Regions from separate parts of the Mus musculus genome. Here all the other regions are linked to region 1. The links are chromatin loops, found by intact Hi-C in ENCODE. Cell type or tissue: left cerebral cortex. All regions are shown on one strand.

What was found. Peaks named below come from ENCODE experiments on the same cell type or tissue, not always from the same donor. Only the 100,000 strongest peaks of a DNase experiment are listed, where the experiment ranks them.
Region 2: it touches region 1 in a loop (8-fold over the local background); 2 of 42 quality-filtered maps call a loop at or near these places.
Region 3: it touches region 1 in a loop (8-fold over the local background); 2 of 42 quality-filtered maps call a loop at or near these places.

Annotation. Positions count from the first base shown.
Region 1 is chr7:111,293,378-111,301,377 of GRCm38, forward strand. No RefSeq gene overlaps it. Among named protein-coding and RNA genes, the nearest start is that of Gm33145, 12 kb to the left of the region's middle. In left cerebral cortex, no CTCF peak of the experiment used is centred here; DNase peaks (open chromatin) are centred at 4,012 and 4,306; H3K27ac peaks cover 3,370 bases.
Region 2 is chr7:111,152,186-111,160,185 of GRCm38, forward strand. No RefSeq gene overlaps it. Among named protein-coding and RNA genes, the nearest start is that of 1700012D14Rik, 34 kb to the left of the region's middle. In left cerebral cortex, a CTCF peak has its summit at 2,199; DNase peaks (open chromatin) are centred at 1,975, 2,153, 3,973, 4,462 and 4 more places; H3K27ac peaks cover 1,567 bases.
Region 3 is chr7:111,358,195-111,366,194 of GRCm38, forward strand. No RefSeq gene overlaps it. Among named protein-coding and RNA genes, the nearest start is that of Gm33145, 77 kb to the left of the region's middle. In left cerebral cortex, no CTCF peak of the experiment used is centred here; DNase peaks (open chromatin) are centred at 4,651, 5,198, 6,062, 6,493 and 1 more place; H3K27ac peaks cover 2,664 bases.

The DNA of each region.
Region 1 (8,000 bases):
GCCACTTTCCAAAAGCATTACCCTGAGGACCAAACCTTTAAGACATAAGGGACATCCAATCTTCAAGTGATGGCACCTTCCAGCAGTAACAAACTAGTTAGTGTTTATTGCACACAAATAATCTTTTTCATAGGCAATTTTTTTCTGGTTCTCCCATCAATCACTCTATGTACTTGAGCAAAATCCTACCGAAGGATTTTGCTTTCTTGTGATCATCCATAGCTTAGTGTCTTAGTTGGGGTTTCTATTGCTGTGATAAAACACTGATCAAAAGCAGGAAAAGGGGGATTCTTTTTGGCTTACAAGCTAGATCAATCATAGTTCATCATTCAGGGAAGTCAGAGTAGGAGCTCAATGTAGGAGCCTGGAGGCAGGAGTTGAAGCAGAGGCCACGGAGCAACATTGTTTACCAGCATGCTCCCATGGCTTGTTCAGCTTGATTTCTTATACAGCCCCGTACCGCTTGTCCAGGTGGCATCACTCCCAATGTGCTGGGCCTTCCCACATCAATCACTAATCAAGAAAATGTTCTATAGAGTTGCCTACAGGCCAATCTGATGGAGGCATTTTGCCAGTTGAGGTTCCTTTTTCCAGATGACCCGAGCTTTCACCAAGATGGCAAAATACTACCCAGAGCATGCAGCAATTGTTTTCTCTGATAGATTTCAAGTTTCTTGGGGACAGACACAATAAGTGTCCTGTTACCTCTGTGTCCCATTGTGTGTCCACAGTGTTGGGTCATAGTGATTGCTTAGTAGGTATTGGGAGATGATTGACAAAATATAACTGCTCACTGACACAGCATTAGAGTGGAAAGAAACCACATTGTAAACTTTAAAATAGTGACAGTAAATATTTAAAATCAAGAGTCATTATTGTGAAGTCTAGATACACGAACTTTACTCTCTACTCATCATAGGAACATTTCCTGCTGATTTATTCCAGAGTCACCCTACAGTCCCAAGCATCATTGAGACAGGGGTTTCTTCAGCCCAATGGTTTCAAGAGTTTGGTGATGAATGTCCTTCTATGTTGGGGCTGTTGGTGGCATTTTCCTGCCTTGTGTTTTATCACCTGCTCTTGGGTTCAAATTTACACCTGTGGCCCCAATTCCCTTCCTGGCCTCCAATGAGAAATCCCTCCAATGAAGGCTGTTGGGCACCAGCAGAGCAGCTGCCCTCCAGCCACATCGAGAATTGTTTTCTTGTATCTCACGTGTTTTAGATCAGTGTGATGACTTTTCCCTTCCTCTGCCTTCAGTAAAGACTGAGGAATCTGGAAATTTTATGAAGTCATGCCAAGCTCTTGTCTTCAAAGAATTTACCTTTTTTTTTTTTTTTGGTGAAAATAAAACCCAAATCAGACTCATATGCATATGCATCAGAGTGTGGAAAACAGGAATGTGTGTGTGTGTGTGAAGGGTAGGAAGGAGAAGAGAGAGAGAGATAGGGAGAGAAGGGGGCCAACATGGCATTTATGTTGATATTTGATGGAAGCAGAGACGTGCAGTTCTTTCCCCAAATTTTATATAACTCTCTGTTCATTCATGTTTCAACCCAAGTGCCATCTTTGGAGACTTTATTAACCACTTTGTCTGAAATGTGCACAGATACTGTGCCATCTTTAGCCCTCTCTTGCTTCATTGCTACCTCACCTGGAACAAGGTAAGTTTCCAGGGCAGGACTTTGTGCCCATTATCAGTGGGTTCCCTTCAAAGAGGGCTTAGTCTACCGTGGGCACTCATTCATGTTTTCTGAGTGCATGGATGGGGGAGAGGCGTGTGAATGCACACAGAGAACATGTGGCGAGCAAAACCATGCCTGCTAGCTTAGATAGGAATAGATACTAAGGTCTTAGGAAGTTGGCATAGGCTGTAGAATGGAGTGATATCATAGAAGGCTTTGAATGGTGTGCTGTGGGCTTGTGATACCTGAGGGATATGAATACAGGGACCCTGGTGTGGAGACATCTTACAGAGCCCATCAATAGTGTCTGCTTAATGGCTGGATTTAGAAGAGAAAGAAAATCTCAAGAGGTTGCCTAGCAGCTGCTGATCCATCAGGAATGTTAATGCTTTGCATAATGTTAATGAAGCCAGAAGTAGAAATTGATTTTGGAGCCAGGCAGGTGGGCTCTGTTGAGGTAAGATGTAGAGTAAAGAATGGCAGACCGTTCATTAGAGGTGACCTGAGGCCAAGATGCTGCTGTATCCTCACCAGGAGAGGGGCTAGGGCTCCTCTTTGCTTGTGTTAGAGTCATATCATGGAGTTTTTCAACTGCACCCACAAATGTAATCTGCCCCACCCATCTATCTCCCACCCCAGCTGCATTTTGTTGGCGGTTTCTCACTCTGTCCTCCAGTCCATTCTGATGAGGCCCATTTTAGGCCTTGCTCAGAGCTGATGGGCAGACATGCTTAGTTCTTGCCATCAACCCTAGGTATGAAGCTGTTCATATCCAGATCTTTCTTTCTTGGTCAAAGTCAGAGAAAGATGTTTTCATTCTTCCTTCCTTTTTTGATAAAGGTGAAAGTTCACCCAGACTTCTGGATGCCTCACTTAGAGAACCAGGTTAAAATCTAAGCTACCTCTGGCTGCTTTGCATTCAAGCTATGACTAACCAGGACATCGCTTTCTACCTTCTGGAAGTAGTCTACCCGGTGCTGCTACCCTCAGCAGAGCCCTCCTTCTTCCAAAGGTCTACTGTGGGGAAGGGTGGGTTTGAGAGAAAGACCAAATTATATCCAGAGGCCACAGTAACACTGAATGGACTTGCTTAATCTCTGAGCCCCATTTCATTATACATCAGACAACAACAAATATTGCCTCCCAGGTTTGGTGTAGGTTTCAACCAGGGCAGGACTTTGTGCCCATTGTGCCTACAGTCTTCCTAGTGGTGGATATTTTACAAACATCCACGTTTCATTTTAATGGGAAAGCATCTGGGAAGTTACGGTGTAATTCAAACTAATCTGTGAAAGAGAGAACAGTCATGGAGAGAATTAGGCATAGCCCAAAGTGCTTCTAAGTTCTCTGGAAGCTGAACATCTCTGACACCCCTGCCTTCCATCTTATGATGTACATCTCCAGCGGCCACTAAAGACATCCTTTTTCCTTCCTTCCTTCCTTCCTTCCTTCCTTCCTTCCTTCCTTCCTTCCTTCCTTCCTTCCTCCTCTTCCTCCTCCTCCTCCTCCTCCTCCTCCTTCTTCTTCTTCTTCTTCTTCTCTCTTTCTCTCTCTCTCTCTCTCTCTCTCTCTCTCTCTCTCTCTCTCTCTCTCTCTCTCTCTCTCTCTTTTTCTCTCATATCTCTGAGGGTGAGATTTAGGAAACTGCTTTGTGAACAATCTCTCTGATTGTCTCCCAGCATCATATTGGTAAATATAAAGCAGGTGGAAATAACACAGCCAGGGCTCTGGATGCATCACAACCCTCGGCAGAGACAACTAAATACCCAGAGGAGTCCACCTGCCTTGGGGAGACTCCCACGATAGACAAGAATTACCATCCTCTCAGCTCTTTCAACATTCATCCATCTCAAGCCTCAGTTTCAGGCATCTTGTGTCTCTGATCTCCATTGACCCCGAGTCTTGTCCAGATTAGTTACACCTGCTGGAGGCAAGGCTCCCAAGGAGGTTGCCTAATTCACCATGGATGAAAGCTGCTTTTCCTGCTTGGCCTTCATGCACCTTTGATCTATCTTTGCTTTCTTTTCTTCAAGTACTTTATGCTTCTTCCCTTTTCCTTCAGTTTCCATGGAGATTGCCATATGCTGGCACATGTACAACATGTACCTGTACCAACCCCTTCTTAGGCAGAATTGGAAGCTCCTGTGACTCACTGAGTAATGCCCAGCACACAGCAGGTGCCTAGTAAATGCCAGTCCTCATGACCCATTTCTGTTCCCACCTGCTCCAGTTGATTGCGAAACTTCCCAGAAAAATATGGGACATTTTTACATTATTACTAAGTTTCTAAATCTGATCAGTGTGTGGGGCCAGCAGCTGGGTTTCCATGCCTGCATACCAATGAGGCCTCGCCTGGAGCAGAATAGCATGTGCCCATAAACCATGACCTCTATTATCCAGGGAGTCAGGCAGCAATGGCAGCTGCCCCTATACACATCCTTCCATCCCCATTGTGGGGATGGCAGAGGCAGGCAACACGAAGTGCTAGCAAATACTTTCTATAGTGTTGTGCATGGAACATACTTGTTCTATTCTTTCCAGCTGGGATGGGCTTTTTTTTTTCCAATTAAAAATTAAAATAGCTGCTGAATTTATATTCATTTCCTGAACCCACGATTCACGCTCCATTTCTCACAGCAGCCGGCACTATCTCCAAGCTCATCTTCTTACATCAACTTTTGGAAACAGCAGCTTAAAAATCAGCACGGTTAAAAATGGCTCCCTTATGCCAGAGAACAGGAGAATCAGGTTGAGGAGAGCAGGAGGAGGCCATGTAGCTCCATCGCTTTCCTAGGGAACAGAGACCAAAGACCGTCTCCACTACTACCCTGTGCTTTCTCTGGCTCAGCTTTAGGGTGGGGGCACAGTTGTTTCAGTTTGCATTTTAGAATCATCTTTATAAGTAGCTACGTTTTGTATCTTCCTATTGTACATTTTGTAATCCCTCCTATTGTGTGTGTATGTGTGTGTGTGTGTAGGTCGGAGGGTGATACTGGATGCTTTCCTTAGTTGCTCTCCACCTTGGTTTTGAGACAAGGTCTCATCCATCCAGAGATTGCTTAGCTAGCCTGACTAGCCAGTGAACCTTTGGGATCTGCCGTTTGGTCCCTAGAACCCGGAGGTCACAGATACATGCTGCAGGATGCTGGGGATCTGAACGCAGCCCCCCATGCTTGCAGAGCAAGCACTTTATTTATTGAGCCATCTCCCCACCCCATTCCCATCCAAATTCTTAGTTCTGTTCTGTGAACCCATGTGGATTAAGTCTTTCACAACACAGTTCTTTGAAGATGCCTCTATTGCTCTCTGGAAAGTTGAGTTGTGTTATCCAAAAAGGTTTATTGAAATCTTTACTTCCAGGACCTTAGGGTGTGCTATCTCTTGTGAGGCTATGCCAGTGCCCGGCAAATACAGAAGTGGATGCTCACAGTCATCTACTGGATGGAACACAGGGCCCCTAAGAAGGAGCTAGAGAAAGTACCCAAGGAGCTAAAGGGGTCTGCAACCCTATAGGTAGAACAACAATATGAACTAACAGTATCTCTCAGAGCTTGTGTCTCTAGTTGCATATGTAGCAGAGGATGGCCTAGTCGGCCATCAATGGGAGGAGAGGTCCTTGGTCTTTTGAAGATTATATGCCCCAGTACAGGGGAATGCCAGGGCCAGGAAGCAGGGGTGGGTGGGTTGGGGAGCAGGGCGGGGGGAGGGTATAGGGGGCTTTCGGAGAGGAAACTAGGAAAGGGGGTAGCATTTGAAACATGAATGAAGAAAATATCTAATAAAAAATGAAATAGATTAAAAAGAAAAGAAAAGAAAAGAAATCTTAACTTCCAGGACCTTAGGGTGTGCCCTTGTTGGAAAATCAGCTCTTTACAAACACACTGAGTTTACATGGGGCCACGCTAATGTAGGCTTGGCTCTTAGTCAAATATGTCTGGTTGTCCTTCTAATGAGACACACAGACACACAGAAGGAGCAGGCAGAAATCAGTGGTGCTCACAACGCAAGGAATGCTTGTGACCACCAGAAGCAAGAGAACCAAGGAATGACCTTCCCCTGGAGTCTGGGGAGGGGGCACAGCTCCATGAACAACGGTTTTATTTCTGACTTCCAGAAGTGTGAGAGGACACATTTCTCTTGTTTTAAACAAGCTAGCGTGTAACACTTAATAATGCCCCCCCCACCGACTAATACATCTTCAGCCTTCTCTAGGCACCTTCCTTCCTTCCTTCCTTCTTCCTTCCTTCCTTCCTTCCTTCCTTCCTTCCTTCCTTCCTCCCTCCCTCCCTCCCTCCCCCCTCCCTCTTTCTTTCTTTCTTTCTTTCTTTCTTTCTTTCTTTCTTTCTTTCTTTCTTTCTTTCTTTTTGGTTTTTTGAGACAGTGTTTCTCTGTGTAGCTCACTGTCCTTGCTATCCTGGAACTCACTTTGTAGACCAGGCTGGCCTTGAACTCAGAAATCCACCTGCCTCTGCCTCCCAAGTGTTGGGATTAAAGATGTGTGCCACCACTGCCCGGCTTCTGGGCATATTTCAAACCCCAGCACATGGTCGTGGTGATTCTCAAGTCAGCATATTTTGTATGGCTTAATTTCTTTCCTCTGCTGTAGGTTCTGTGCCTCAGTATCCAGATCTTTCTCAGCAGCTTCAAGCTCCCACTGAGTTGATGGGCAGTTTCCCAAGAGCACTGTTGCCAAACCCGCACCTCTCATTGTCTGGCACGATGGTTCTAGTACCATGTCTCAATACAATGGCCACTTTTCTCTGGCCTCTTCAGATACTTTGAATTCTAAATTCTTCACATGTTATCCACTTCTCTCCAAACTTTGAATGTTTCATTAACTTGTTCATCACGGGCTGCAGACAGAGAACCCTGACCTGTTGTCAGACATTCTCCGTGGACTTGCCGTATACAACTCCTCGCTGTAGACACAGACACTGAGTTCCTGGAATTTGTTGAGCATCAGTCCAGACTCTTAGGGTTTGGAGATGAATAAAGAGAAGCATTGTCTTCATGGAGAAACCAAAAGAAAAAAAAAATTTCACACGAGTCATCCCCTGGGATATTTGTAGATTGACCTGTGGGTACCAGCTTCCTGTAGATCTTCCATCTGATTATGTAAGCTTGTTATTAACTTTCAGAAGCCTGCTGAATAGTCCCTGACTTAATAGTTAATATAAGGTTGCCCTTTCCAGCAAGGACTGTGGATTCTCCTTGTTCTTGCCTCTTACTGGTGTCTGTGGCATTTAGTCACTTTTCTTTACTTTTGAGCTAATGAAGTTCAACGTAACTTAAGGTTTGGATGGTGGGTGAGAGACCAATGGGAGACAGCTCTAAGCAGATGGGTTGAGTCAAGAATTGGGAAGGAGGGGCTGGTGAGAGGGCTCAGTGAGCCAAGGCACGTGCTGCTAAGTCTGATGACCCGAGTTCAACCTCCAGGACCCACATGGTAGAACCATTTCATGCACATTATCCTCTGGCCTCCACACACACCATGACACGGATATGCTTCCTCTAAGCAAGCAAACAAACAAGTAAAGATAAATATATATTTAAAAAAAAAAGAATTGGAAAGGAGGGAAATGACCTGACATTGGACCTTGAGACCTTGAAACAAGATCAGCCATGGGTGTGTGCAATGGAGAAAATGAAGATGGGAAGAAAAGACAAAGCTTGCTCATTAAGGAAGAGTAAGGAGTGAGGCTGCAGGAGAGAAGCCTGGAGGAGCTAAGACTTGCATTCATATACCTGTGCATTTAGATGTGCCTCTTTCCTCCGTCTCTTCAAGGGCTAGCAAGATTGGCTCTAAGGGACCTAGAGGGGCTGAGATGAGGCCATTGGGCTGCAGCGTGTCCAGCCCTTCAGTGGACATGGCTGTTGTAACCTGTGACACAGATCTGTTTTCATGGCAGCTGTACTTCTGTTTGTCACTCTCATGTACTATCCTGTTTCCAACTGCTATAGTTTGAATATGAAGTGTCCCCATAGGCTCCTGCATTTGGACATCTGTAATCTAGATCTATAGATGATTTAAAACTATCAGCAGTGTGTGTGTGTGTGTGTGTGTGTGTGTGTGTGTGTGTGTGTGTGTATGTAGATTCCTTCCTATGGAATAAAGTATAAAGTGCTCATAAAATATAGACTAGGTATTCAGATGGGCTGATCCTCATTATCATCCCCCTCTGACTCTGGGCCAGCATCAAGGCCTATCCTAGCAACAAGACTCCTGGGTGTGATGGAGGAAGTAAGGTGGTGGTCATGCCGCGATTATCCTGCCACTTGCCACGTGTTTCCTAAGCATTTTCCTCTCTTCTCTCT
Region 2 (8,000 bases), 140 kb before region 1:
TCAAACTCAGAAATCTGCCTGCCTCTGCTTCCCAAGTGCTGGGATTAAAGGCAGGTGCCACTAACCACTGCATGGCACTTCTTAAGAGGCTCCTTATAAGGGTCTTCCATTGAACTAGGAGGGTCCTCACTGCTGGTCACGTCTTCATCACAGCACTGTATGAGTTCTGAGATTGATGAGGCAGACAGAAGCCATCATCAAACCTCTTCCCCCTACTCCACTGCACACAGCAACCATAGCTGCCATGCTTCTTTGATGATCCTCTCCCTCTTCTTTTCCTTAACCCTTCTTTCCCTTTCTTTATGGAGCCTCCAGCAAGGCTTCTCAGAACAGCATTTCTTGTCCTGCTCAAACAGATGTCCTAATAGACTTAACTGTGCTCCTCTGGGCCTGGTTTTATTTCTGGACCCAAGATTCTGGCTCCAGTAGCACTAAGCTTTTTGGTGGGACAATTGGAAAGTAGGTTCTTATATCTACGTGCATTTCTGTGGCAAGCACACCTGAAGCTGTTGGCCACTATCACCACTATAGAGAAGAGATTTACAGTAAAGAAACTGGGATAGTTTTTGATGACACAATCTAAGTATTTGTTTTCAATTATATTTAGAATTTTCAGCTAGGGATTAGAAATTTCTCCTCTGCTTTTAACAATCATGTGTCCATTATTATGTCTTAAAGATGCCTGACAAATGAACCATATGACTAGTCTTATGCACAGTAGAATTCAGCTCCTTGAGCCATACAGCTGATCTGCTACACCAACCAATGGCTTCTAATCAAGTCACTTAGCCCATCAAATCTCATGTCCTCAGTCTGTGCAGATGCTAGCCCATCTCTGTCCAAACTCATCCGGTGCCTGCCTCAGTTCTTCCTTCTTCTTTGTCACTAAGAAATTTCAGAAGTCAATGCCTAGAGGCATAGTTGGGCAACATCTGGGATTTACAAATTCAGGGTGTTTTAGGAGACAGTATTTTAAAATGTGCAGGGAATTAAAGATATACCCCTCTCATATGTAAAAAGGCCCAAATTGATATTGATTGGCTTAAAAAAATTGAGGTCTTAAAGTGTGCACAAATTTGGTAAAGTCAGGCAGATCAAATTATTTTACCACAGAATTACTTTTTGTTGTTGTTGTTTTGTTTTCAACACAGAGTTTCTCTGTGTAGCCCTGGCTGTCCTGGAACTCATTCTGTAGACAAGGCTGACCTCAAACTCACAGAGATCCTCCTGCCTCCACCTCCCAAGTGCTGGAATCAAAGGTGTGCACCACTACTACCCAGTGGCAACAGAGCTACTTCTAATATAAGAATAGCACATATTTTTAACATAAGGACGGGCCACTGCAGGACGGGCAGGTTGAATATTAGCTCAGGATGAATAGTGATTGTTCTGGAAAATAATTAGCCTCAAAACACATTGATCAGTCATTGTCTTTGATAGCTAGCAAGTTCTAAATTTAGAGAGATCCTCCTTCTCCTCTTCCTCATTTTCTTCTTCTTCCTCCTTGTCCTTTTCCTCTTAAAAAAGATGTATTTTAAATTATGCATATGTGTCTGTGAGTGATTAAGTGCACGTGTAAGACCAGAGAGGGCATCAGATCCCATGGAGCAAGGGTACTGGGAATCAAACCCCAGTCTTCTGCAAAAGCAGTAGGCTCTCTCTCCAATGCCGGCCTCCTCCCTTGGGTGTCCATCTCTGCTTTCCACATCGTTTGAGAGAGGGTTTCTTGTGGTTTTGCTTCTGTGTATACCAGATTAGCTGATTTGGGAGCTTTGGGGGGGATTTTCCTGAATCCAATTCCTATCTCACCACGGGAGTGCTGGGATTACAGACCCATGTTCTACCACTGAGCTTTGTGTGGGGTCCTGGGATTAGAACTCAGATCCTCACACTTGGACAGCAAGCACTTTTACCAGTTGAGCAACCTCCCTAGCCCATATGGAACCTTCTCTGTCTGTGTGTATGAACATAAAACCAAATTATCTTTAATACACTTCTCACCAGCAAGCAAGAGAAATGTTTTGTGGGCTGACAGCGGAGAGCTATCTGCTTTCTTTAGCAAAGTCTTGAAGCTGTGTGTACCTTCCTCCTAGGTTACCTCTTCAACGTTCCCTCCACCTATCAGGAGAAGTTGAAGACTCCGTTGTGCACATGTGCAGGAGGAGAGACGACGAGGGACGAAACACCTAGTGGCAGAGCTGAAAGAACAGGCTTGCACGTGTTCCTGCTTTTCTGGGATCTAGGCTTCACCTCTTTAAGCTCCTGCACCCTCCTTTATGAAATGAGGTGGAAAGCATCTTTCTCAGGGCGTGGCTGTGAGGACCCATGAGACCGTGTAAGCAAAGTTTCTAAAATAATGTGCGGTGAATTTCTTCATAAACAGTCTTAAGAGTAAGCGCATCAACAAATCCGGGCAAGCTGGATTGGCGGTGTAACAGAGATTCCACGTGGGATGCCTCACACAATTGTCTATGTTTGTTTCTTCTTCCTGCTCAGACTTCCCAGATAGACTTTTCTAACCTCATCTCAGGGAAGCATGAAGCAATGGAAGCAACAACAGGTTTGGAAAGCTTTAGTTTCTTTCCTTGGCTGACTAAACCTGCTGCTGAGAACTGGCCTAAGAAATACTCTTAAATAAGTCCCAGGTGCTAAGATGCGTACTAGAGACTCCTACATGATGGTAGAAAAACACCAATATCCACTAGTCAGGTCAGTTATGGCAATTTCACTAAAAGCAGTGGTTCTCAAATCTTTCACAGGGGTCACATATCATACATCCCACATATCAGATATTTACATTACAATACATCACAGCAGCAAAATTACAGTTATGAAGCAGCAATGAAAATAATCTTATGGTTGGGGTCATCACAACATGAGGAACTGTATTAAAGGGTCACAGCATTAGGAAGGTTGGGAAGCCCTGCTAAAAGGGCTACTCTGCAGTCACTGAGCTGGTGCTGGGGAGATGGCTCAGACAGGCATGAGGACCTAAGTTCAATGCCCAGAATCTACACAAAAAAGCCAGATACAGTAGTATGCATCCAGTAGTGGGAGGTAGGGACAGGGAGAGCTCTGGAGTTTGCTGGCCTGATTGGTGAGCCCTAAGAGAAGAGACTCTGTCTCTAAAGAATGACACTAAACCAAGATAAGAAGCTCCCAAGGATGTTACCTACCTGAGGTTGTCCATGAACGTCCACATACACCTGGACACACACATACTCGCACACACAAAGACAAGCATATAAAATATGAACACACACACACATATCTGCACACACACACACACACACACACACACACACACACACACCCCAAAGACTATTCTATGTAGTGACATGGCAACTGTTTATGATTTAGCATTAAGTCAAAGGAGGCATGCAGAGTCCTGCCTATGTTATGACATACTATGACAGGTGTGTGTTCATGTCAGAGGCACCTTTAGGCACCTTCTGGTCCCCTGGGTACTCCATGTATATTAATATTATACACTGGCTTATGGAGAGGATTCTCCAATCTATTATAACTTGGCTTATTTTTTGACCAGTTATAGATGCTTGGCTAGGAATCTTTGAGATGAGCAGAAATTGAGACGAATTTTGATAATGTCCAACTCCTGTTGATGGGTGAATAATCTAATAAATATTAGCAACCAAAAAAATTGAAATAAATATGGGATGACCCTTCCTTTCCTGTTGATAAAAAGCATTGCCAAATTTTGTTTTGTTTTGTTTTTGTTTTTTGAAAAATGGTCTCAGCAAGTCAAGAGATGAGCCTAAAATGTAGCTGCCTCAGGTGAGGGAGGGGCTCTAGAGATTAAAGCTACCTTGGAGGCAGGGCCAGGGAAAACCCTATTGTGAGAACCAAAAGGCCCGGTGAGACACTCAGGGACACTGGAAGCTATCTACAAGCTACCCAGAGGCTGGCTGACTTACAGAATCCTCACCGCAGCCCACAGGGAAACTGTTGTGTCCAAAACAGATCGAGCCAGAAACACGTGATAAGACAGTCGTTTAAAAAGAGAAGTTTAAGAGTCACCAAAGGGCCAGAAGCAGCTGTGACAAGGGATTAAGAGCCCAGGAGGTGAGAGCAGAAACAGGGAATCCAGGAATTGGCTAGAACAGGTGCTGCTTGGGGTCCTCCTGGGCAAGCTGAGGGAGGAGAGCAGTGGAAATAAGGGTTCGGGGTAGGGAGTGGGGGTAAAGGTTCCCCTGAATTTAAGGGTCCTCACAGACACCAACAGTATACAGAAGACCATTCAGAAATCTCTCACCCTAGCTTGGGCTCAGAATGAGAAATCAAGACAGAAATTCCCCTGGTGAATCAGGCTGAGCCCAAGGGGAGGGGAAGGCTGTTTAGAGATAAGGATAAACCCTATTGGGTGCTTAGGTAGAGAGACAAGTCTAGGCACTGGAGCCCAGGCTCTGTGAGTCCTGCGTGCTCAGGCCTGAATGAAAAACTAGGTTTGGGGGAAGAGACTGGCTGGTGAATCACAAGTCCCAGATGTGGGGCACACACTGCAGGCAGACCGTGGCTGCTGTCAGCAGATTTGACCACAGCCTGGGTTAGCTGACAGGCTCAGGACACCGGCCCTGGTTTTAGGCCAGAGAAAGGAAGAACTGCCCCTGGACCCTCCAATATGAAAGCCACAGAGCCCCACAGAACTCCATCTGGGTGAGCAAAAGTATTCAGAACCAGGCTTTACAAGTTGGTTTTATGATGCATCTGGGCTGAAGGTGAACCACCCCAGTCATTAGCTCACTTCCCCTGGGGCTGAATTCCGCAAGGAGCCAGGGGAACGGGTTTCTCCAGCACACACAGACCTGTCCATCAATGTTTGCTCAGAAAAATCCTTGGCACCTCAGAGGCTGTCCCTGGCTCACCTCTGAGACCATGTGCTTTCTCTTGCAGGCAGTTTTGCTGGCTGTTCCCGTAACGGACAGGACAAAGGGACTATATTAAGGCTTCCCTGGGTTAGACAAGATTGGAACACGTCAGATGGCCAACTGCTAGCACATTGTGGTGTCCAGTATCATATATCTTTTCTCCCTCCCTCCCTCCCTCCCTCCCTCCCTCCCTCCCTCCCTCCCTCTCTCTTCTCCTCCTCTATCCTCCCTCTCTGTCTTTCTGTCTCTTTCTCTGTGTCTGTCTCTTTCTGTTTCTGTCTCCATTTCTCTCTTCCTCTCTCCCTCCCTCCCCCTACCTCTCTTGGTGTGTGTTCTTTAAATTCCAGCTTAGCAGCCACATGATTTAGGTTACTTCTGTCCTCCTAAAATAGGACTCTGGCCACGTCTCCAATGGAGGCCCCGGCAACACACGGGTGGGCTGGCTGCCAGGGCTGGCGGAGGGAGATGTGGGCTGGAAATAAACTCATCGTGTTTGCTTACAGCTTCTTCCCCCCACCTCACCGGTGAGTCAGATGGCTTCTCACCCCACATTTTGCTCTTACCCTCTTTTCTCTTCAGGGGTGGGGGTGGGGTGGAGGATGCTGTCAGGTTTAAAATACACCCTCAAATTATACGTATTTGTATGCCCATATACAACAGGGACTTGTTCTTTCTTTAATGCAATACAGAATTATTTTTGGCTTTTTCAGGTTCATTCTGTTTTAAGTCATCCTTGGCTAGGAAGTGAGCGCCAGGAGTTGAGAGAGTGAGATCTCAAGTCCCCACCCTGCTCCTTAGTAACTGTGGCATTTGGGGCAAGGCAGTTCACCTCTGAAAGCTTCTTTCTCAGCTCTCGGCCTCCCTTGGGCAAGGCCTTCTTTGTAGCCCCGGAGTATGACCCTTGACCTTCATTCCCCAGGCTTGTCCTGACAGTGGGTTAGGTCTGTTTTATAAATGTTTTGGAAACGTGTGCCATTCCTGGGAGGGGTACTTCTCCCTAGTTTATCTTCTCCACCTCCACTCCCATCTGTTTCTCCGAATTCTTCACAGTTACTCAGCCGTGTCTGTGAATGAAGTGTTGGGAACCGGAGACAGGCCATCTCTATCTGGTTTTCAGGATGCACTATCTCCAGAATGCCACTCACAGCATCTCTGTATCTGCTGCTTCCCAGAGGTGGTTCATAAATTCCCAATGTGTTTGTTCGTCACGTGGTGAAATCCACCATTTCTTGCTTTAGCCACATTTAGGTATCCAGTGCAGTGACCTCAAGTATGTTACAGTGCTGTGGAATCAGCTCCTGCGCCATCTCTAGAACCTATTTATTTTGTAAAACCAAGACTGCATCCAGTCATCTAGCTCTATAACCATTTCCCCTCCCCTGCCCTTTCTCATTGAGTCTGACTGCCTCAGCTAAAGGCAACCATACAGTTTTATGACTTGTGTCTTCAAGGATCATCCAGACTGTTTTGTGGGGAACTGAGAGAGAAGTTTTCAGAACATCTCAAAATTAGATAGAAAAGACAACATTTTTTCCCAGAAGCCACTGTGAAGGAAAGACTGAATGGACTATACACTACTTTATTTAGGTATTTTTTTTTCATACATACATACATACATACATACATACATACATACATCTTGCAGGACCACAAAGTTACTTTCTTAAAACAGATGTAAAACCATGTGGTCTATCTGCACAGCTGGACCTCAGCTGAGCATGCAGAAACTGAAAGACACCAGCATATGACGTGTAGAATGGGATTACAGCTTTCTTCCCAAATGTTTATTTCTCTTTCACAATTTTCCTGGCGACCAAAGAGCCCCTGAGAAAGAATGCTCGAGCCATTCCCACAGATGGAGTTCAGGCATTGTGACAGTCACTCCTAATTGTCAGTTTGGCTGGATTTATAATCATGTAGGAGACACATCTTTGGGCATGTCTGTGAGGGTGTTTTCAGAGAGGATTAGCAGAGGAGGCAGGGACGATGTACCATGGTGGGGACCCATTCCACAGGCTGGAGGGGCCGGTACTGGATTAAAATGGGAAAAGGAGAAAGCCAGATGAATTTCCACAGTTGTCTCTTTGTTCTGCTTTTGGTCCCTGGGATGTGAGCCAGCAGCCACGTTGCTACCACAGATGGGAGCTGGTCCTACTGTCATGCTTTCCCCCTCATGATGGACTGGATCCCTGGAGCCATGAGCCAACATAAACCTTCTTCACTTCTGTTGCTCCTTGGCAGGACATAGCAATCAGAAAAGTAATACAGGCATGTACTGTACCCACTTTTCTTGCAGAGATAGGAGTGGTTCGAGGGGTTCTGGCTACAGTCAAGTTTCAGAAGGAAAAATTGGGAAGGAGAAGTAACTGAAGGGCAAGTGCAGCTGGCACCAGAGGGAAGCAGCATTGGAGTCCTGATGTGCAGACTAGAGTGGGCATTTAAGCAACTATGAAGGTGTAAAGTAGGCAGGAATCCCAGCTCTCAGGCCTGGTGGTGGACTCCTGACTTGGTGTGTCATACCACGGAGGCAGTTTCTTTATTGTTATTTTAGATATCATGCTTGAATCCAATTAAACAGAACAGAGGGTGGAGGTCAGGAAGATGGCTCAATGGTTAAGGCATTTGTTGTGCAAGTGTGAAGACCTATGTTCGAATCTCTGGAAACTGTGTAAAGCTGGACGCAGTATCTCAGGCATCCCAGAGATCCTACAGCAAGCTGGGAGACAGGGGTGGGAAATTCCCAGAAGCTTGAAGGCCAAGTAGTCAGATGTACACTGAGTTGAACAAGAGACCCTGTGGTGGTTTGAATAAGAATAGGCTCATATATTTGACTACTTGGAATTAGGAGGTATGACTTTGTTGGAGTAGGTGTGACCTTATTGGAGGAAGTGTGTCTCTCAGGGTGGGATTTGAGGTTTCAAAAGCCCAAGCCAGTCCCAGTGTCTCTCCTGCTGCCCGTGGATCCAGATAAAGAACTCTCAGCTACTTCTCCAGCACCATCTCTGCCTGCATGTGGTCATGCTCCTCACTGTGATGACAATGAGCTAAATCTCTGAAACTGTAAGTCAGCCAGCCCTAATTAAATGCTTTCCTTTATAAAAGTTGCTGTGGCCT
Region 3 (8,000 bases), 65 kb after region 1:
ATGGAGGGATGTTCCTTACTGGCTTGCTTACCCTGGCTTGCTTACCCTGGCTTGCTCAGCCTGCTCTCTTACAGAACTGAGACTACCAGCCCAGAGATGGTCCCACCCACAAGGGGCCTTTCCCCCTTGGTCACTAATTGAGAAAATGACTTACAGTTGGATCTCATGGAGGCATTTCCTCAAATGAAGCTCCTTTCTCTGTGATAACTCCAGCTGTGTGAAGTTGACACAAAACTAGCCAGTACTCTTTTCTCTTCTCCTCTCCTCTCCTCTCCTCTCCTCTCCCTCCCGTCTCCTCTCCTCTCCTCTCCTTTCCTTTTCTTTTCTTTTTTCGTTTCTTTTCCTTTCTTCCTCTCGTCCTTCCTTCCTTTCTTTTTTTTTAACATTAAATTTCTAGGTTAGCACAAAAAGTACTATTTCATTATAGCATCTTTACACATGTACCATTATACTTTGTTCTCATTCAATGCCCCCTCCAGTGTTCTTTCTTGGGACCCTTCACAGCCCACTGGCTTTCCTCCCCCATTTACCCCTTTCTGTTTTCTTTCTTTTGTGGGTGTTTGTATGTTTGTGTTGGATGAGTACATGAGTATGTGAGTATACACACATGTGGAGGTTGGAGCAGGATGTCTGTGGCGCCCTATTTTCCTCATTCACTCTCTGTCTTATTGGTGTGAGACAGGGTCTCTTGACAAACGGGAAGTCCATTGTTTTGGGCTGGTCAACCAGCAAGCTCTTGGAATCTGCCTGTCTTTGCACACCATGCCCCCATGATGGAGATTCAGGCAGGTGTAGCCATGCCTCCTGGGCTTTTATGTGGCTGCTGGAGAGTCAAACTCTGGTCCTCTTGTTTGCAGATTCAGCTTACCAAGTGAATCCTCTCCTCCACCTTCACCTTCTGCTTCTTATTGGTTGTGTACCATTACCCGTCAGCTTCCCATTTCTCTCAGGATCACCTCCTCTCCACCTCTCAACAAAATGATCATGAAACCTCCCTGCCAAGGGGCTAAGTCACAGACTTTCTTAGCAAGCTATCTCTTGGAATCCTCTGCCCCCCTGACTCTCCTCCTGGCTCCCTGCACTCTCTCAGAACTCCTGAGCAGATCAAAGGTCAAGAATTCTCAAAAAATCAGAGATAGAATATTTGCACATGGGCCGTACACATATTCCTGTACTTCTTGTTTACTTGATATTTTTGAGACAGGTCTTACTATGTTGCTCAGGATGGCTTTGAACTCTCAAGATATTGGTGTTTTCTTTTGGAATCCTCAAGATCCTGGACTTCTTACCTGGAAGGGAGTTGGCCCAGGCAGGCCACCAACTCTATCAACAGGGTCTCCTACCACATAATGTTTCTCATTTCTCCAAGCAAGGACACTACTCTACCCCAGGGACTTCTTGACTCATTCATAAGTTCTGTCAAAGCTTCCCCAGCTGAATGTTAGAGGGAAGATTCTTCTTGAAAAGAAGTAAATAGAAATTCTGCAATATAAAATTTTTTCTACCCACATTTTTAAAATCACGAATCAAAAGTAGTCAGCTTTTTTTCCTCAACATCCTCAGAACATTTCAAATGTAGTGTGTCCTGGGAAGCTCCTGAGGTGAAGGTTTAGCCTGAAGCCTTTCCCAACTTTATTTGCTTGGAACAGTTTGTTTTCTAAGACTGGATTAACATCTCCCTCAAACAGTGTTCAGTGGAACACATTTTGGAAAGTGTTTTTCTATTATAAGATTTATCACATTATACTGTAGCGATTCATTCACATGTCTGCCTCCCCTACGGGGCTGTGATTTCCTGAAGGGCAAGGAATGTATCTCTTTCTTGTTATTGTCTACAGCACTTAGCACAGTGCTTCCTAGGGTTGGTCCCCTCTGCAGATCTTGTTAAGATCACCAGCAACTTCCATCTCTCTTCTCCTCTTATGAAATTTTAGACATCATTGCTCTCAGGTTGGGCCTCTTTCCTCCTCCTTCAAGGATCCTTGAGCTCTTGGCCTCTGTGACATAGGATCCTCTTTGGCAATATTGCTGTTAAACCAGTCTCTCAGACCTGTTAGTTTCACATTGAAATGTCCAGAGTCCTCAGGCAGATGGTTTCTATTTTGCTGCCACATTTTGCTTCGGGTTGCCAGGTTGGCCCACTGCATCAAATGGCTTATAAACTAATAGTGGTAATGTCTATGCTTTTATGCATGCTTTTTCTCTGGGGAGGAGACTCATCAAATTGCCTATTTGAGATCCCCTCTTAGAAACTGCAGCAACTTCAGAACAAAAATTGGTTTTTACTCAGCAAGCCTGTTCTTTGTCCAGTTAGCACACCATGACTGCCAGAACGCACATCCAGATTCTAGAATATCTCTTTACTTCCCCTTTCTATCCATTGGCATCTTGTTCTGGTACAGGGTTGTGATCATTAAGATTAGCACTTGGCAAAAATTCACTCTCTCTCTGCAGAGTTGTACTGGCTGGTTTTGTGTCAACTTGGCACAGGTTAGAGTTATCACAGAGAAAGGAGCTTCAGTTGGGCAAGTACCCCCATGAGATCCAGCTGTGGAGCATTTTTTAAATTAGTGATCAAGTGGGGTGGGCCCCTTGTTGGTGGTACCATCTCTGGGCTGGTAGACTTGGGTTTTATAAGAAAGCAAGCTGAGCAAGCCAGGGGAAGCAAGCCAGTAAGGAGCATCCCTCCCTGGCCTCTGCATCAGTTTCTGCTTCCTGACCTGCTTGAGTTCCAGTCCTGACTTCCTTTGGTGATCAACAGCAATGTGGAAGTGTAAGATGAATAAACCCTTTCCTCCCTAATTTGTTTCTTGGTCACGGTGTTTCTGCAGGAATAGAAACCCTGACTAAGACAAGAGTAGATATTCACTACCTAGGTGGTTGTTAACTTACTCTGACTGCTGGGATGTTAGCAGTGTGTCCAGAACTATGGTCTTGATGTGCTTGGAAAATGTGCTTTGTCTCTTACAGCCTGTGTCAGTCACTGGGTTTGTTAATTTTCTGATGCTGTGATAAGACACCATGACCAAAAGAAACTTGAGGCTTCCAGGTCCAGAGGGAGAGAACCCATAATGGCAGGGAAGGGATGGTATGACAGCAGGGGGGAGAAGCTGGATAATCATTTTTATCCACACACAGGAAGTGGAGAGAGAAAGCATGGAGTGGGGTGGGGTCATCAACCCTCAAAACCCTAGTGATGCACTTCCTCTAACAAGGTTGCCCTTCCTAAAGGTCCCATAATCTCCTCAAAGAGCACCACCAACTAGGGACCAAGTACTCAAATATATCAGGGTATAGAGAATATTTCTCATTCAAACCATCATAGTCACCAATATATAGCCTCTAGATTATTATCAAAACTCATCCTAGCTTCATCTATAGAAATAAGTATGAGCTTGTTGTAAACCTTCCTTTTATAATAGGTGTGATACTCAGAGGCATCAGTAGAAGGTGCTGGGTGCAGTTGCCTCCTTGGCACATGTTACACCAGACCACCTTGATAAGTGGAGGGTGCTTCTAATGTTGATGGCTTAGTACCTCACAAAATGTCTTCATGGACATGTTCCTAGTAGACTACTCCAGTGCTTCATTCTTACAACTCCAACCTATGCTGATTCTAGCTTACTATAACGCTCTGTCATTATGACTAGAACTCTGTTTCAGACAGACTTACCCATTCTAGCATATTGACCCATCAGCTTAATTTTGAGCCTTTAAATCCAAAGTCTTAATTATAATGTTTGTATTCTATAAGGTACGGCATCTTACATCCCCACTCTTTGACTCTCTCTCATACTATACCTCTTTACCTTCTCTCTCTCTCTCTGTATGTGTGTGTGATAAAGACATGTCTGCATATGTATGTGGGTATACACACCGACATGTGGGCATTCAGAGGACAGAGGTCAAAATCAGGTGTTTTTCTCTGCCACTTTCTTTCTTATTTATTTATTTATTTATTTATTTATTTATTTATTATTTATTTAGAGACAAAATCTTTCACTGAGAGTGGAGCTTTCTGTCTTAGCCTGATGGGCTGGCTAGCCAGTGCAAAGGATTCTTCTGCTCCTGCCCTTGAGCACTGAGGTTTCAGATGAGCACCACCATGCCTAGCTTTTTACATTGTGCTGGGGATCCAAGCTGATATCCTCATGGTTGGTTGGCAGGTACTTTGCTGGAGAGCGCCATCTCCCCAGCCCCTAATACACGGTTCTTTCATCTGTTCTTCATTGTTCATTTTTTTCAGATCGATTTTAAAATCATTTCTGTTCTACCTCTACACTTCAATTTTATAATTTCACTTAGAACATCTTTATTTTATTGAGTTCCTCTGTCTAAGGGATTGACACAGCTTTATCGAGTTATCTGTGGTGTCCACAATAGAAGATTTTGGGTTTTCTTTATAAAGCTGTGAATCAAGATTATTTATAGGGATTTTTTCTTTTATTTTGCAAATAGCAATCTTTCTTTTTTATTATGTACTTTCAATAGTTGCTTTTACTTAGAAAAGTTATTGCTTTCTGCATATTTATTTTGTGACAAATCATTGTATTGGATTCTTACCATTTGAGGTGCTTTCTGTGCGTTTTTTTCTGGAATTTCCCAGCGTGAAAGCACAGTGATGCACATATGGTGGCTGCTCCCCTCCTTTCCAGGAACTGCACCTCTTTCATGTGCTTTGAATGTCATCATGCTCAGGAAGGCAATGTTAAAATAGCAGCATCCTCTAAGAGTTTTACATTCCCGTGCAAAAACTGAATATTAACCCTCTTCGTACACTATCAAGAAAGTTTAGCACAGAAAGAATCACAGATTTAAATTTAAGAACTAAAATCTATTAAACCAAAAGGGAAAGTAGAACAAGAAAAGTCTTGTGTTCTTGAAGACTTCCTAGGTAGGACTAAAAAGTTAGGAATCATACCAAGAAAAAAAATGACCAATTAAGTTTTATCAAGATGAAACCTTTTACTTTTTGAAAGACAGTTCCAAGCAAATGGAAAGGTGAATCACAGGCCAGGAGGAAGCATTCTCAAAGCACGGGGCTGACCAAGAACTTGCACTGAGAACATAAGAAGAATAAATACATATTTATTCTTATGTATAAAGACATCAACGCAGTAAGTAGGTGGATAATTTGAACAGACACCTCATCCAGAAAGGATCTCAATATAACCAAAACACCACTGCACACCCACTCGACAGTTAAAATGAAAATTCAGATATTACCAAGCGCTGGAAGGAGCCAGAATAGCTGTAGCTCCCACGCTGCTGTGGAGAATGCCACCAGCATAGGTACATTGGGGGCAGCTACTTTGATGTTACATGTTTACTAAATATAACTCAGTACTCCTATATTTAAATATTTACCCAAGAAAACAACAACAACAGCAACAACAACAAAATCAATGTGTTTACATAATCAGACTTACAAATATTTATAGATACATTATTTATAACAGTCCCAAACTGAAAATAATCTAAATATTTAAATGGATGAAACGAACAGATTTTGGGTGCATCTTTATGATATAATGTTACTTGCGCAAGACCATGGAGAGATCTCAGTTGAGTTAAAGAAGCAGTGTGCGAGTGACTTAATGCTTCTACCCTGTGATTTTTGTCTATGTACATCCTGAGGGGGCAAAATTAATAGGAATAGACATGAGACCAAGGATTTCTAGGGCTGAGATGAGAGGGAAGATTAATCTAAAACCAGATGGCACCTGGTGGGTAATAGATGGGAAAATGGTGCCTGAATAAACCTATCGGGCTTGAAAAAGAGAGATGGATACACAGACAGCAGTACCAGTCATATTGTTAATATCAGCAGCAAGGTTGGCCACTCCTGTTTTAGTAGGAATGCCATGGCTATGCACAATTTTGGCCATATATTTGAAAAATATGGCACATTCTCCACCATGTTAAGGAAATTGATTTTGGTACCTAAGATTTTTTAGGTGCCAGGAACAGCAATGGAGTTTGGCTGATTAAGCAGAAAAAAAATTCATGGGTAGTAGTCTGGATATCCCAGAGCCAGGAGGAAGGGAAGTGTGAACAGCTGGCTGGCATCTGATAGTGACTCTGTGTGAGAGACATGGTTGCCACTATCTTTGGATAACTGCTGCCATCTTTGAATGAGTGGCCAGGTAGCCTGAAAGACCAAGGATGCCGAGCTCTATAGCTAGGATGTGGTACTCCAGGTTCTTCACCAGGGTCAAGGATGCTGATATGGCTGTCATTATTGGGACCCTCGTCCCAACACTCACACACAAGCTCCATTTTCTGTTCTACCATCTGAACACAGGACAGGTCCTTGACCAGGTAACTCCACTGTTAGCATAAGGAAGGAGAATGCCTAAAACAATGAGAATATGGCATTTTCTTCATGTCTATGGTGGAAGGCATTCTGCCACCACCCAAATTCAGAATGTGGGCTGAGGAAACTGGCTCAGTCAACAAAGTACTTTCCTTATAAGTGTAAGACTTGAGTTTGATTCCCTGGTACCCATGTGAAAATGCTAGGTTTAGAGACACACATTTGTTATCCAGCACTGGGGAGAAGGGGAGGGGTGGTTCTCTGGACCTCCCTGGCTAGCCAGACCAACATAATTGGTGAGCTAGTGGGAAACACTGTGTCCAAGGAGGTGGGTAGCTTCCCCAACAGGACAATATGGGATTGGTCCTCTGACTTCTACCCATTACCTTCCCTCCCCAATTCACATAATGAATACACAGAAATGTGCATGCACACACACATACACACTCATAACACACACTCATAACCTGGGGATTTCTCAAATAGGAGAAAGGCATTTGGTTATGGGACTTCTTCCTCCTGAAAACCAAAACCAAACCAAAACAAAAATCCCCACGGCTGTCAGTATGTACTACTATCCCCCTAGTATCTTAGAGAATGGCCCTGTTGGAATTCATGATGAATCTTCATGGTTGGTTTTCTTGCTCTTGTTGAGATAATCATATGGCATCTCTTATTTGATCCACTTGTGTGCTCCATAAACAGATTTACTAATATTAAAACAGCATTGCCTTCTTTGGGAAACCTACTTGGCTGTGGTAAATTATTCTTTTAATATACTGTTGAATCCAATTTGCTAGCATTTTGTCTGGGATTTTCACATTTAGATTCATGAGTGAAATTGGTCTGGTTTGATTTTATGCGGTCTCTTTGTCAGCCTCAATGACATTCTGGGCTCCTTCTTCCCAGGGATTTCATGCCCCCTGGTCGGGATGTGATCTCTGAGATATTTTTCATAAACCACAGACTGTACCGTAGCCCACATGGCTCATCGAGTGTTAGGGAGTTATGGGATAGATGCAGATATGATGAGAAACTCTAGATGCCCGAGGCAGCCCTTAAATTAACTCTGGGACATTTACCAAGGGCCTGCCATGTGCCAGCTGCTAAATGGTGCAACCTAAAGCTTAAGTCAGCTGCTTCTCTGTGAGGAAAATTCAGACGAGCCATTGAGAACTGTCTGGAAGCAGAGAATGAGTAGAGATGTGGAAGGCCATCTCATTTGCCTGTGTTTTATTATGGAGAAACCAAGCTCTGAGAAAGCAGGACCCTTGCACACAATCCATTCTTTGGGTTCTCTGACCCCCTGCTCCTGCTTTCTCAAAGGCTCTGCATCTCCACACACAGGGAAGCCAAAAGTTAGGTTCAGACCCCAGGGAACACATTTTTCTCAGATCCTTCAAAAGGTCAGAGAAGCTGTAAGTTTTTACATAGTGTGTGTTAATAGGCTATGGAGTTAGGCCCATGACCTTGGACCTCAGGAAATTATAGGCCTCTGACAGCCTCCTCTCTTTGAGTTAGTTTTGCTCACAGGCAAGCCAACAGAGCATCAACTGTGGACCAAAGGTGGAGCCATGCTACCTGAATCCAGTTTCTGGAGAGAGGGCCATGTAATTGACCTCAGGGTCTTGAGGTCCAATGTCCCATCTGAGAAATGGGATAATAGCACTTTAAGCCAACCCAC